Linked DNA regions of Homo sapiens: region 2 is linked to region 1. Evidence: chromatin contacts called from ENCODE Hi-C or POLR2A ChIA-PET data. All regions are on one chromosome and are shown on one strand. The core of a region is the stretch at or near the end of the contact, and the rest is flanking DNA. Distances in the headings are between cores, read along the strand shown.

The links. A loop is a pair of places that touch in the nucleus more often than their neighbours do. ChIA-PET counts read pairs that join two places held with the same protein, here RNA polymerase II (POLR2A). Pooled maps may share reads with other maps.
Region 2: a loop to region 1 is called in a map of IMR-90, with 5 times the contacts of the local background. The contact joins the enhancer-like site here to the promoter of PELO-AS1 in region 1. A Hi-C loop is called at or near these places in 14 of 168 maps with a recorded cell type or tissue (A673, IMR-90, Right ventricle myocardium superior and 10 more), 1 of 37 single-sample maps with no recorded cell type and 12 of 50 pooled maps. POLR2A ChIA-PET finds 5 or more read pairs at or near these places in 19 of 52 experiments (AG04449, AG04450, BJ and 13 more).

The regions. Positions count from the first base shown.
Region 1 is chr5:52,797,839-52,804,240 of GRCh38, reverse strand. It overlaps PELO-AS1 (PELO antisense RNA 1), which reads left to right and starts at 3,428. Exons shown (of 5, transcript NR_186455.1): 1 at 3,428-3,549. The region is part of intron 1 of ITGA1 (integrin subunit alpha 1); the gene reads right to left. It overlaps PELO (pelota mRNA surveillance and ribosome rescue factor), which reads right to left. Exons shown (of 3, transcript NM_015946.5): 2 at 3,121-4,356; 3 at 197-2,832. The coding sequence starts at 3,846. The coding sequence ends at 2,401. RefSeq lists enhancers at 2,918-3,617, 3,618-4,316.
Region 2 is chr5:52,832,993-52,839,256 of GRCh38, reverse strand. All of the region lies in intron 1 of ITGA1 (integrin subunit alpha 1), which reads right to left. Among named protein-coding and RNA genes, the nearest start is that of PELO-AS1, 35 kb to the right of the region's middle. Within about 2 kb of position 1,561, at least 9 of the 41 ENCODE cell types and tissues checked have a DNase peak (open chromatin) inside an H3K27ac peak, as active enhancers do; they include IMR-90, ascending aorta, endothelial cell of umbilical vein and 2 more, where a contact is called at or near this core.

The sequences.
Region 1 (6,402 bases), core at 2,179-4,678:
ATCGATAGAGTTTTTATCACATATCCAATACTTAATGAGTAGCAGTTGGAATTAGACTACTGTATATGCTTTCCAGAGATAATTATGTCTTCTAGAAAAGTCAAAAATAATTATCTGAATTTTTAATTTGCTCCTATCATTATTGACATTTTCACCTATGATCTAGTAAGAATTGTATTCTTGATAACAGAAAATGTAATTTCTTAAAAATGAGTTAAATTTTATTTAATAATTCATAGACATAAAAACAGAAATTTATAGAGGTTTTATAGACAGTTGAGTATGGCCAGTTAACTTTTTTGAAAGACCTTAATACTCAAATCTTTTTCCTGACTGGGGACCCCTGCCAGAGATTTACCAGCACAGGAAGAATAACCTATTGCCTTTGTTTATCAGATTTTATTATGCACAGGAATCATCTAGAGATGTTGGTACAGGTAGCGCCTGTCTCAGTAGGTCTACAAAAGATCCCTGAATTCTAGTTTCCAACAAGCTCTCAGGGATGCTGCTGGTTTACGGACCATACTTTTGAATAGCAAGGCCTGAATCAGTGGCTATTAGCCTTGACGCCTATTGGAATCATCTGGGTAGCTTTAAAAAAAACATTTCTAGGGATAAAACGTTATTTAACTAGTCTGAGCTGCAACCTGGACACTGAGGGTTTTAAGAGCTCTCAAGTTGAGGTGAACAGGTAGCTAAATTTAAGAACCTATGGCCTAACATGTATTGGTTATATTTATTAGACCTCATTTCAGTACTGCATAGATTATGAGAGTAAAAATGTCCAAAAATCTCCAAATCCTTACTGAAAATATAATAACAATCAGGTTTCAACTTTAAGGATCTCAGTGGCTTCATTTCTATATTCTTATTAAATTATTTAGTAACATATTTGATAGTAATTTAAAGATACTCACGGAATTATAATGAAATGACAATCTCAATTACTTTTGAATTAGGAGATAGATGTACAAAAATATACATATGTGAGTTTTAAAGTATAGGGAAGTGTCAGTTCCCAATAAGAAATAAAAAGGTTCAGACTAGTTAGGAAGTTTACAAGAAATCCCCAAGTCTGTCACACCAGGAGGAAGGCCCACAGACACAGGAAAGACCGGCGAAAGTTTAGTTAGTATCACTACTTGAAATAGGCGTCGCTGATCCAGCAGTTAAAAACTGTATCATCACTATTAGATCGTTCCTAATTATTTTGCTAAATTGAGGTTTGCAAAAGGTCAAGAAGCAATTCCATTACTGAGGCTCCTTCCTTAACTTTTAGGAATGTGCACCAAAAATAATAAAAATAATATTTTAAACTCAGAGGTATTTGCACAATTCCATAATTATAGTAAAGAGTATCAGAGTTTAAGTCAATGATAGTAAAGAGTATTGGAGTTTAAGTCAACTGCCACATACTAGTCATGTGACTTAAACTTTAGAACAGGCTTCTTCACAACTAAAATAGTCCAATAAAAATGTGCAAACCCAAATTAATGCCACATACAAATATAAAACAGAATTAAGTATAACTTTGACAAGCAAAAAAATAAATAAATAATATAGCATGTTTTGGCGCAAAGAACTAAAGTCCAGACTGGGAATGACTTCCAGCTTTGCCACTAATTAGCCACATAACAAGCAAATCACATACTTTAATCTCATTTTAAAAATAAAGATGCCTCAAGGAGATTATTTTGACAATCCCTAGCAGATCAAAGTTCTAAAAAGCTAAAAATAACTGATTTAAGTTACCCTCTAAATCAAATATGACTAATGCTAACAACAACAAACCAAAACCAAGAATTTCCTTTTAACATGATTGGTTTAACAAGCCTTTGAAGAAAAATATTTAAAACTTGTCTTCAAGTCTACTAATTGTACGGCAATCATTTAAAATAGTAAAACTATTTAAATCTAAAAAAAATGTAGTGTGTGGAGGTGGGGAGAAAAGGGATCATTAAATGCAATGCAAGAACACCAAGCAGAATTAAAATAAAGAAATAATGTAAACAGGATAAGATAGCAAAAGCTTTTTCTAAGGAAAACTGTTTCAAAGCATGCAGTGTGAAATTTTGCAATCTATCCCAAACAATATACTGCATAGGCATCGTCTTTAAATACACACATTTTCTGTTTCCAAGTACTACAGATAACTCATAATTCCTATAAAAAATTACACAATTTAATCAAGATGGTAGTACGTGGAGATTATTTCCTTTTAGTTTATTGTTTAAATACATGTCTTGCCAATCACAAAATATCTAGTGTAGCCAAAGACATAAGAAATCCCTGTATGAATCAAAAAGTGCCATTCTTGCAGCTTTCTGTCACAAGGATGCTGAGAAATGTACTGTAACAGTTTAGGAAACACAAGATTGTCTCAATTTTAAGTTTCAATCATTAATCCTCTTCAGAACTGGAATCACCCTCTTGGTCAGAAAGTTCGGGAACAGGGAAGCGGAGAATGGCAGCTACCCCAGTCAACTGGCTGAGCTGTTCCCCAGAAACGTGAAGACTAGAGAATATCCTAACGGTGCCTGCATTCTCTTTCACACTGTCCACCAGCCTCACATACCGGCTCCGTGTGGCTACATCCTGATGCCTGAAGAGCTCATCGCTGATGAGCAATGTGTCAATTGCCATGGCTTCATTGGCCTTCTCCACCTGCTTGAGTCCATAGAAAGCTCGATCCGGTTCATGCTGTAACATTTTATAGAAGTCATCCAAGGCTTTGACTTCCCCAGCAGCTTTAGTGTCTGAAAGGCGGCTAGCCACAGTAGGGTCACAAAGGGCCTCTTTCAGGGAGTACTTGTGTCCGGAGGAGGCATGTACCTAGAATCACAATTACAAAAGTTAGGCAAAATAATCTCCTAGAACACCCATTAATCAGCTCACAAAGGCTTAAAGCCAAAAGCGCTAGTAAGGCTTCATATGTTTCAGCGAAGTTTACTCCATAAATTTGCTAGACATTTAACATTCTCTTTTTATTTCATTATCTCATGAAAATCCCAGCTAAGTAAAGACTTTCTCTTCTTATTTTTCCCAGTTCTAAAACTTTAGGAGTAGTTTATACCAATCCCTCTGCCCATTCTTAATTATCCCTGGGTAAGATTGTTTTACCTGAAGAAATTTGGACCGGTTTTCCAGGAGCAGTTTGTTGTCGGTCTTCACTGCTTGTTGAAACAGGTAGTCGCAGAACTGCTCCCTCACAAATCCTGGGCTGGCCACCAGGATGCACTTTACAACATCAAAGTGTATGTGGCGCTGGATAGCCTGGACCACCTGTTCATAGAACCGCTCCAAGGCCCGGTCATGCTGAGAGCAATTGCCTTTCCTTTTCCTAGGGATGTTCACCTCCACCTTGGCCCGAGTGAGGGTCATGCTGGGAGTGACTAAGCAGATATGGGCGAGGCCTTCCTGCATGACCACAGCCGCCACATCAGCGCTCCAGGCTGGGTCACAGGCCTGCTCGATGCGCTCCAGTACCACACTATCCCACTGCTTCTTGGCCAGGGTGAACTGGCGGTTGGGCTCCAGCTCGATGGTGTGGTAAGCCCCCATCTTGACATACTCATTCTCTTGGATGTTGGTCCCCTTAACCCGCAGCTGGCAGGCTTGAGAGTCGAAGTCGATGGCCTCCACGCAGAGAGTGAGGGTAGTGCGGACCCGGTTGCTGCCCACGCTGCCCGTGGAGGACTCTGTCTGTACCTTGCGGATGGTGGAGGCGCGCAGGCTGTCGCCCACCTGCACGAGGTTGTAAGTGTGCCACATGTCCTCAGGCTCCTCGGGGACCAGGGTCACCTGGCCCGCATTGTCCTTCTCGATGTTCTTCCTCACGAGCTTCATGGCCAAGGAAGGGGCTCACTGACAGAACCAAAGGAACCAAGGAGGTCCTCACCTCCGCCCCGGGAGAGGGGATGGGAATGCAGGCCAGGAAGGGGGCGGGGCCCGGTTTCTAAGGGCACTTGCCTGGCGGGAAGGAAACACGCTTGCTTCGACTCATGCAGCCTAGGGCAGCACTTCCTCTATCCTTTCCTCTCTCAGTCTCCCGGCGCGCTGCGTCTAACAGGCTCGGGGAACACTGCAGCGAAAATCTACCCCTACACAGTTCCCGCTGGCAGCACGCAACAGCGGGCTGACGAAATGAAGGCGCATGCGCAGCCCCCGTCCCGCGACCCGACGCACGTCTCCCGTCCCCAAAGGAGAGGCGGGGCCGCAGTTCGCGCGTGCGCAGGCGCACTAAGCTGTGAGGCGCTCCGGACGAATGAACTCCCTCAAGAAGGTGCACAGAGTGGTGGCGAGTCCTTTATTTTAATGCCAAACTTCAACTTCCTAAGTTTTCTCTTCCATCCCTGTCTGTGAAGAATCCGGGGAGTGTGTGAGTGCAAATACTAGTTTTACCTGCCTGCGGCTGCCACTGCAACGCTTCCCTCTGGGTAAATCCAATTTCAAAGCTTAGCAGTAAAAGTAGCTCTCAGAAGTGCAGATTTGGCCCCAACGGCCCAAACTATGCTCGTTTTTGCTCTTGCCTTATCCGCACTCGGACGCTACAAGCCTGTTGGAGCTGGTATTTAGAAGCGGTTTCTGAGAACTACTGGTCACGTTCTGTCTGGGCTCCCAGCAACGTGTCCAGCTGTTTTCTGCGCCTAGTTACCGTGTCTGCACGATCTGATTCACCCAGATGTTAAAGCGCTGGTCCCAAGAGAGAAGAAACTATGTGTGGAATTTACCCCTGGGTGGACCTCTCAGTTGCTTGACCTGATGTCCTGGGAATCCTAGGCTCCAAAGTTGGCAGCCTCAGCTTTCCGCAGCCCAGTAGCCTGTGAAATGTTTAGGTTGGGGGTTGGGTCGCAAGAGCTTAGGGCCAGATCTTCACTGCCAAAGCTAAGCTAAAAGCCGAGGCTATGGGAAGTGGGGAAAAACTATTAACTAGGACTGACCCTGATTGAATAGCTACATAATTTAAAGAAAATCCTTAAGTTACTTAGCATTCTTTATTAGGAAGTGGAAATGGAGAAGTGGGATTGCCTCTTTAAGAGACCGATGAATAGAAAAAACAAAAGAATCTAAAAGTTTCTTGAGAGCTTAGATGGAGTGGAGGGCAGAGAAGTCCTGCACACATAGCTTCTCACTGTCTTTTCTGTCTTTCTCTGTGTGGATTGGAAAGGGGAACTAACCAGCCTGAACAGATGAAACAGGGATGAAAGGAAGGAATCTGAGTTTGGCATAGGCGTGTGGAAGGAAAATAAATCTCGGATCCCCAAACTCATTAAGCCAAAGGGAAAAGTTAAGCTGGGAACTGGGTCACGCAAAACTGCCTTGCCTCTTGGTTTTTAAATGAGATGGCTACCAGATGAAAAGCTACACACCTCGCTCATATTTTGCCCACAAGGAAATTCTCAGTGAGCGCCAAGATCTTTACCATAAAGTGTTTCTATGAAAATTTACCATGGCAATGTAAATAGATAGCTTCTGTTTTCAGGTACAGTCACCCCTCTGCCCTCCTGACACAAATGCATATCTGATTGTTCCCCTGCCCCATTTGTCTATGTTATCTTACGTAAAAATGCAGATTCAGATTGACTAAGCCAGACAGAGGCATGAATGACTATTTTCCCCCTGCTACCCTCTCACATGAAAACTGTATTTCTCAGTATCCCACCCTTTCCCCTTTAAATTTGGAGCCCTCAAAATCATCTTCCCAGAAAGGCATAGACCTGTCTTCCCCGCGCACGTCCTTAATTTTGGCAAATAAACGTCCTAAAATGATTGAGACTTGTCTCAACATTTTTCTCAACTGACAGGCTTCACAATTTAAACTTAAGTGTCATTATCTTCCTAAGAGATTATCAGGGGACGGAAAGGTCCCCTCCAAGGGGAAAGTCCAAATAAGAACCACTACTTATTAATATTTGTGGCCTCTTTTCTCTTTGTTTCTCGCTCTCTATGTCTCCCCTTACTTCCTCCTTCTTCCCACCTTCCTATCATACTGAGTACCCTCAAGAAGTTCCTAATTCACATTGCCTTCTTCCAATTCCAGGAGAACCCAGCAACTTTTCACTAAGCAAAGAACTAATCACACTCAAGTGTGAAGGTGATTTGCCTATCCAAAGGACACTGTATTTTAAAAAAAGTATCTTGTTAACTTAAAATTCCTAATTGGTAGGGTGAAAGTGTGCTTGTGTGTGTATTTGTGAGAGAGAAAGAGAGAGAGAATGAGGAGATAATTTTGAACTGGGGCTTTGAAGTGCTCCTTGATCATCTTTCTAAGTACAATTTATCTTTCCCATAGTCTGCCAAAGATTAAAAGCCACAGAATCACAGTGGTAAGCACACAGTGGGATCTTAACAAAAGGTTTTTATTGAAGAGCTATCACGTATTGAATGTTTATCAAGTTCTTT
Region 2 (6,264 bases), core at 312-2,811, 37 kb before region 1:
AGTTTTTTAGAAATATGATCATTCATATGCCTTACGGTATCACCTATAACATATAACATATAACAGGTATTCTTCACTTAGTGAAATTCCAACATATGAAAAAATCTATTAAATTATGTTGTGACTTTGTTGTTGTTGTTGTAGTTGTTGTTTTTGTTTTGAGGCAGGGTCTCACTCAGTCACCCAGCCTAGGATGCAGTGGTGCAATCATGGCTCACTGCAGCCTCGGCCTCGCCAGCTCAAGTGATTCTTCCACCTCAGCCTCCCAAGTAGCTAAGACCAGAGGCACATGCCACCATGCCTGGTTAATTTTTGTATTTTTTGTATAGAAAAGTGCTCGTCACGTTGCCCAGACTGGTTTTGAACTCCTGGGCTCGAGTGATCCGCCTGCCTCGGCCTCCTGAAGTGCTGGGATTACAGGCGTGAGTCACCACACCTGACTCAATGTTGTGATTATTTAGACTGGAAAATAATTACTGGCATTTTAAGTTATCTACCACATTATTTCAAAAATGAAGCATGCCTAGACTTTTACAAATGTTTTAACTTGTATACAAGGTTTTCAAGACATAATCAAAACATAAAATGAGGCCTACCTATGTTTTATTTTGCTGTGGGACTTAAAGAGGTATTAGATTTAGTTTGACCTCTCTTTTTTTATTTGCCATATTTCTCAGAAACAGGAGGCAAAATATACGGATTCATAACATTTCTTTTGTGATGGAATTCAACTGACTAAATACTTTCTGGTTTAACACACAAGTGGTCAATCATTAACATTAATAAATTAAGGTCTTCATGAAGCTAACTAACAAAATGAAATACTGTGCACACTCTGACAGTGTACCTCAACCAAAACCAAAAACCTATTAAAAAAAATTGTCCATCCTAGAGTCACCTAGTAGCTTTAACTAGCAATTCCATATTCAGAGATGCCATTGTTGATTTTCCTATGGTATGTAATAGACTATTTTTCTCAATGTCTCAGTACTGCTTCTAATCATACACTGCCACTTAAACTAAAATGATTCTGTATAATTTCTCTCCCTTCCTTGCTTCTTCCCAGCTACTTATTATAGCAATTTTCCATTATATCATTCACTACCAAATATTTCCTTCATTCAGAAGTTTTTCGGTTCCTCTGCTCAACTAAAAACTTGTCCATTTTATGAAGAGAAAATAAGCCAAACGAATGTAACTTGTTATTCACCTGAAAACGCTTAGAAAAGAAATCAGAAAGTATTTTAAAGGGCATTAAAGTTTGTTTATAAGAAAATAAGAAAAGTCTCAGTAGCTTGGAATGTTGAAATATTTCAGAAGGCAAGGGTCACTAGAATGCTTATTTTTGTTTCAGAGGAAAGAGATAACTTTTTGATGCTTTCTTTTCTGTTTTGAGATAACTCTAAACTTTGTTTTCTTAGTTATAATTGCTGTTGCTAAGACCAGGATGATCTTTCAGCACTTAGAACATTAGTTGGGCAGTAACATCCTTCGATCCAAACTCTATTTCTATCTAGTAGCATCATCTTTTACATTCTTTCCATTAGTCTACAAGAGTATCTTGAAACTGAAGTAACTGCAGATGTTATAGTCAATATCCCCAAGAACCGGCAGCCAATATTTCCCTTAAATGGAAGCATTCTGATACTTAGAATCACAACACTAGTGACTAAGTATTTGTTATATATAAGGATCTTAAAATTCAGGGTAGAGGTTACATTTGCATGGGAGAAGGGGAGGAAAAAATAGGGTCTAAAAGGGAATAAAAACATGGCTTTAACTTTATATGTTTTTAGAGGGAAATGCTAACTTTCCACTTCTGACATTTCCTTCCATGGGGTGAGTGCCTCACCGGTTGTAATACTTCTCGGCTATTTCTCAACCTGCCCTTCCTTCACACTAATTGATTGGTGAGTCTGGAAGGAGACACTGTGTGGCCAGCCCCATCCTCTCTTTCTCATTTTCTTTTAGAACTGAGCCTGCCTACGTTAAGAAAATGCTTTGCTTTGTTCGTCCAGTGTCAGGCTCTCGGCTGGCGCTGGAGTGTAGACAGCCTCCTCTACGGTTCAGTAGTGGGAATTTAATTCATCAGCCATGCTGATTCATCAGTCTGATTCTTTGTCATTTCCCAATTGGTTCTGATCTCAAGTGAGGAAGAGGTTTGGTCTTTACTGGACTTTCTCAAAAATCCTAATAAAGTTTTATTTCTTATGAAAAATAAACAATTACAGAAAAATGTTTAGATTTTGCAAAGCTGGGTAGAGGGCACATTGCTATTTGATATATTATTCCTCATAATTTTCTCGTTTGCTTGAAGCATTTTATGATAAAAATGCCTTTAAATTTTCCTGTATAATTATCATTATACATTTGAAGACGTAGTAACAGGATACTTCTCTAAGATTTTCTAATTTTATCAAAATTGTCCCCTATTTTCTTAACTATTTCAACAATGAAATCACAGTGCCATTCTTGCTTCTTAGAGAAGCAAAAAATGCACAAAATAGAAGAGCTTGATTGAATGACCTTTATTATCTTTATACATGCTCTAAAATCTTAATACTTTCAGCCACATTGAGATCAAGGAATGGGCCAGGAGCAGCAGATCTGAGAAGGCACAAGTAGACAAAGGCAGAGATTTGCTAATTTCAGAGGTAGGCAAAATGAACAACCAAGTGGCGGAAATCTGGCCAAGGGTGATTTGTTATGGGAGCTGTCATCTCGCATTCATATTCTGGTGTACATGACTGAGATTCAACTTCCAAGGCGGGACCAAAAAAAGACAAAGATTTTGGAAATCAAATTGGCACTATATTATGATTAAAGTTCAATTTGCTTACACAAATGTACTGGCCAGAAAAGATACTGACTTGCTAGAATTTTCACTAGTTCCTCTTTCCATAATTTTGTCAGGACTTGTCCACAGTCCACTTTCTTATTTTATGTACTGGCTCTGTGCTATTTTGTCTGGATGGACCATTGCCTCTTCAGAGATGTGCAAATAATCCTCACCATGGAACTGAAATTTTCTGTAAGAAAGAGACACATGTGCTGCTCCAGGAACTCATAATTCCTTACTCTGGGAGAAATTTAATAAATACGGAAGTAAATTAAGTAACACTTACTGACTTTCTACTGGCCATTTCTAGTTCATGAAGATTAAGCATTCAGGGAAGATGCAAAATAAATAGGTCATCGCCCAATTTAGGATTGGTCAGCATGCAAGAGGTAGACTGAACATCTATTTCTAATGATATCAAGAAAATATAAAGATGGAAGAAAGAAATGCCAAGGTGTTTCTACAATTATCGGCAAAGTTCAACAGGATATAGAAAGATAAATGCAGATAAATAAGAATGTGCATTGGACAATTTTCCTTATGTATTGCAATTTTCGAAAGCTTTCTAACATCAATCATTTCTCACCATTCCATATATTCTTGCAACTCCTTGCTTTTAAGTTGTGATTTGAATCTTGAAAAGGGCAGAAATTAGAACAAACGAACCAATAACAACAACAAAAAGAACACCTTGTGACATCAATGGAATCTAATAACTAATTTCTTCAGAAGGGTTTCTTGTATCAAAATATATACACACACACATCTATAAATTCATCACCCAATAAATGCTGTCCCACTTTTTAAGCACCATTTTAGACCCATTAAAATGAGGGCTCATTTGACCTTTCCAATCTCATTACTACTCTGGCTCAGAATGTCAAGTAATGGCCACCCTTCAATATGCGCAGTTCCCTGAAACATCTTGTATTCTCAATCGAACTTCTGCTAAAGTTTTCCCCACTTCTGGAAATTCCTTTCTTCAATTCTTAGCCTGGTGAACTCTCCCCAACTCCCCCGTTGATAATCATTCTTCCTCTGTTTTTGCAGAACTTGTACACATTTATCCCATAGGATGTATCGCTTTATATTAAAGGTAACTGGTTTACATGTACTAGTCTCCTGTTAGACTGGGAATTCCTTAGAGTACTTAAAAATAAGAACTTATATTCTCATTCTCAACGCCTAGCACAGTTCTGGATATGATTAAGAAGGCTTATTAGCTCTTAATATCCGTTTTTTTCATTAGTAATAAAATCTTTACTTGGGGCAGCAGTGTACACAGCCAGAAGACAACAGGTAGATAGCATAGCTGTACGACTAAATACTGGCCCAAAAAAAGTAAGTGGAAGTATTGTATGGGATATCCCAGAAATCCCCTGTGCAGAACTGATTCAACTCAGAATGCCTTTTACGTCCTTCTACTTTCTCTTTTATCCTTCTTCTACCTTTCTTCTTTGTCCTTCTCTCAGTTATGAACTCTTGTATAATAGTTAGCGTTCACTCAATAGAGTGAATTGTGTCCCCTGAGATTCATATGTTGAAGCCCTAACCGCTAAAGTGACAGCATTTGGAAATAGGGCCTTTAGGGAAGTAATTAAGGTTAAATGAAATCACAACCACTGGGGCCCTAATCTGATAGGACCATTGTCCTTATAATAAAAGAAAGGGATACCAGATCTCTCTCTCTCTTTCTCTCCTTCCTTCCTTCCCCTTCCTTCCTTCCCCTTCTTTCTTTCTCTTTCTTTCTTTCTTTCTCTTTCTTTTTCTTTCTTTCTGTCTTTCTTTCTCTCCCTTTCTTTCTTCTTTCTCTCTCTTTCTTCTCTCTCTCTCTTTCTTTCTTTCTTCTCTCTTTCTCTCTCTCTTTCTCTTTCTTTCTCTTTCTTCCTCTCCCTTTCTTCTTTCTCTCTCTTTTTCCTTCCTTCCTTCTTTTTCTCTCTCTGTCTCTCTCTCCCTCTCTCTCTCTCCACCCCCTTTCTCTCTGTCTCTCTCCACTATGTACACAGAGATAAGGCCGTGTGAGGATACGGCAAGAAGATGGCCATTTACAAGACAGGAAGGGAAGCCTCATCAAAAATCAAGCTGAAAGCAACTTGATTTTGGCCTTCTAGCTTCTAGAGCAGAGGGAGAATACATTTCTGTTATATTAGCCACCCAGTCTATGGTATTCTGCTATGGCAACTAAGCAGACTAAGACAGGCTTCAACTGCCCTGTTGGACTATGAAGTGAACTTGAACAGAAGTGATGTGCTAGGTGCTGAAGCAGAAAGATGAAAGTAACACAGGGTTATGCTGACAATAGAGCCACCACACCAGGAATGAACTGCCTTCACATGGACTGTCTTATGTTATGTGTTATTGTACATTGTTCTATATTGCTAAAGTACCTGATCTTCATAGATTCATTGGTAGATGATGTGTTTAATAAAATTTGTTGAATGAATGAATATATCATATGAATATTCTTTTTCCATTAGGTGTCTTATTGATTCTAATTATTATCTCATGTAAGTTTGCAATTCTATACTACTTCATCCAGCCAACTGCTTTTCTTTTTTCTTTTTCTTTGTCTTTAATGGCACAATTCCACAAAGTTAATATACCTCCCCTTTAAATGGCCACATCATAGTTTATGGAGTTATATTTTAATTTAGATAAACATTTATCAGAACAACTTCAATTTGCTTAAAAAATATTACACCTAAATAGACTCTTGCAACAAAATAACCTTGTTCTAAACTATAACTTTATGATCACATAAAGAAAAAACTCAATACCAACAAAAATGGCCCAGGAAAAGTAACATTAGTTAACACTGAATAAGCTTTCAGAAAACTCTTAACTCTAGCAAGAGCAAGGTAGTAAAATCAGATGGAATAATTTAAGAGAAAGGTAAAATGTCTGGGGTATGCATGTTCACTAGGAAACATTTTTCCAGAAAATACATTGTCATAATGTTTTATGGAACCCATAATACAATCATATAGTATTATGAGTTCTTTTAAGTCCTGTAGAGTTATAGAAGAAGTACATCTTACATAACTGTGTGAACAATTAAGTTGCATTAGGCTTGGTTGTACTCTTTATGAGACAACAGTCAGTTTACTAAGGGTTCCAGATGGTAGCTTTTCATAGTAAAAGTCTGTTTTACTGTCTTTTCAAAGATGGCCTTTTAAATTGTAGTACACACAGGTAAAGGCTAATTTCAAAGCATTTTTTTTTTTTTGAGACAGAGTCTCGGTCCGTCACTCAGGTTGGAGTGCAGTGGCACTATCTTGGCTCACTGCAGCCTCCACATCCTGGGTTCAAGTGATCCTCCCACATCAGCCTCCCAAGTAGCTGGGATTAAAAGTGTGTACCACCATGCCCAGCTAATTTTTGTATTTTTAGTAGAGATGGGTTTTCACCATGTTGGCCAGGCTGGT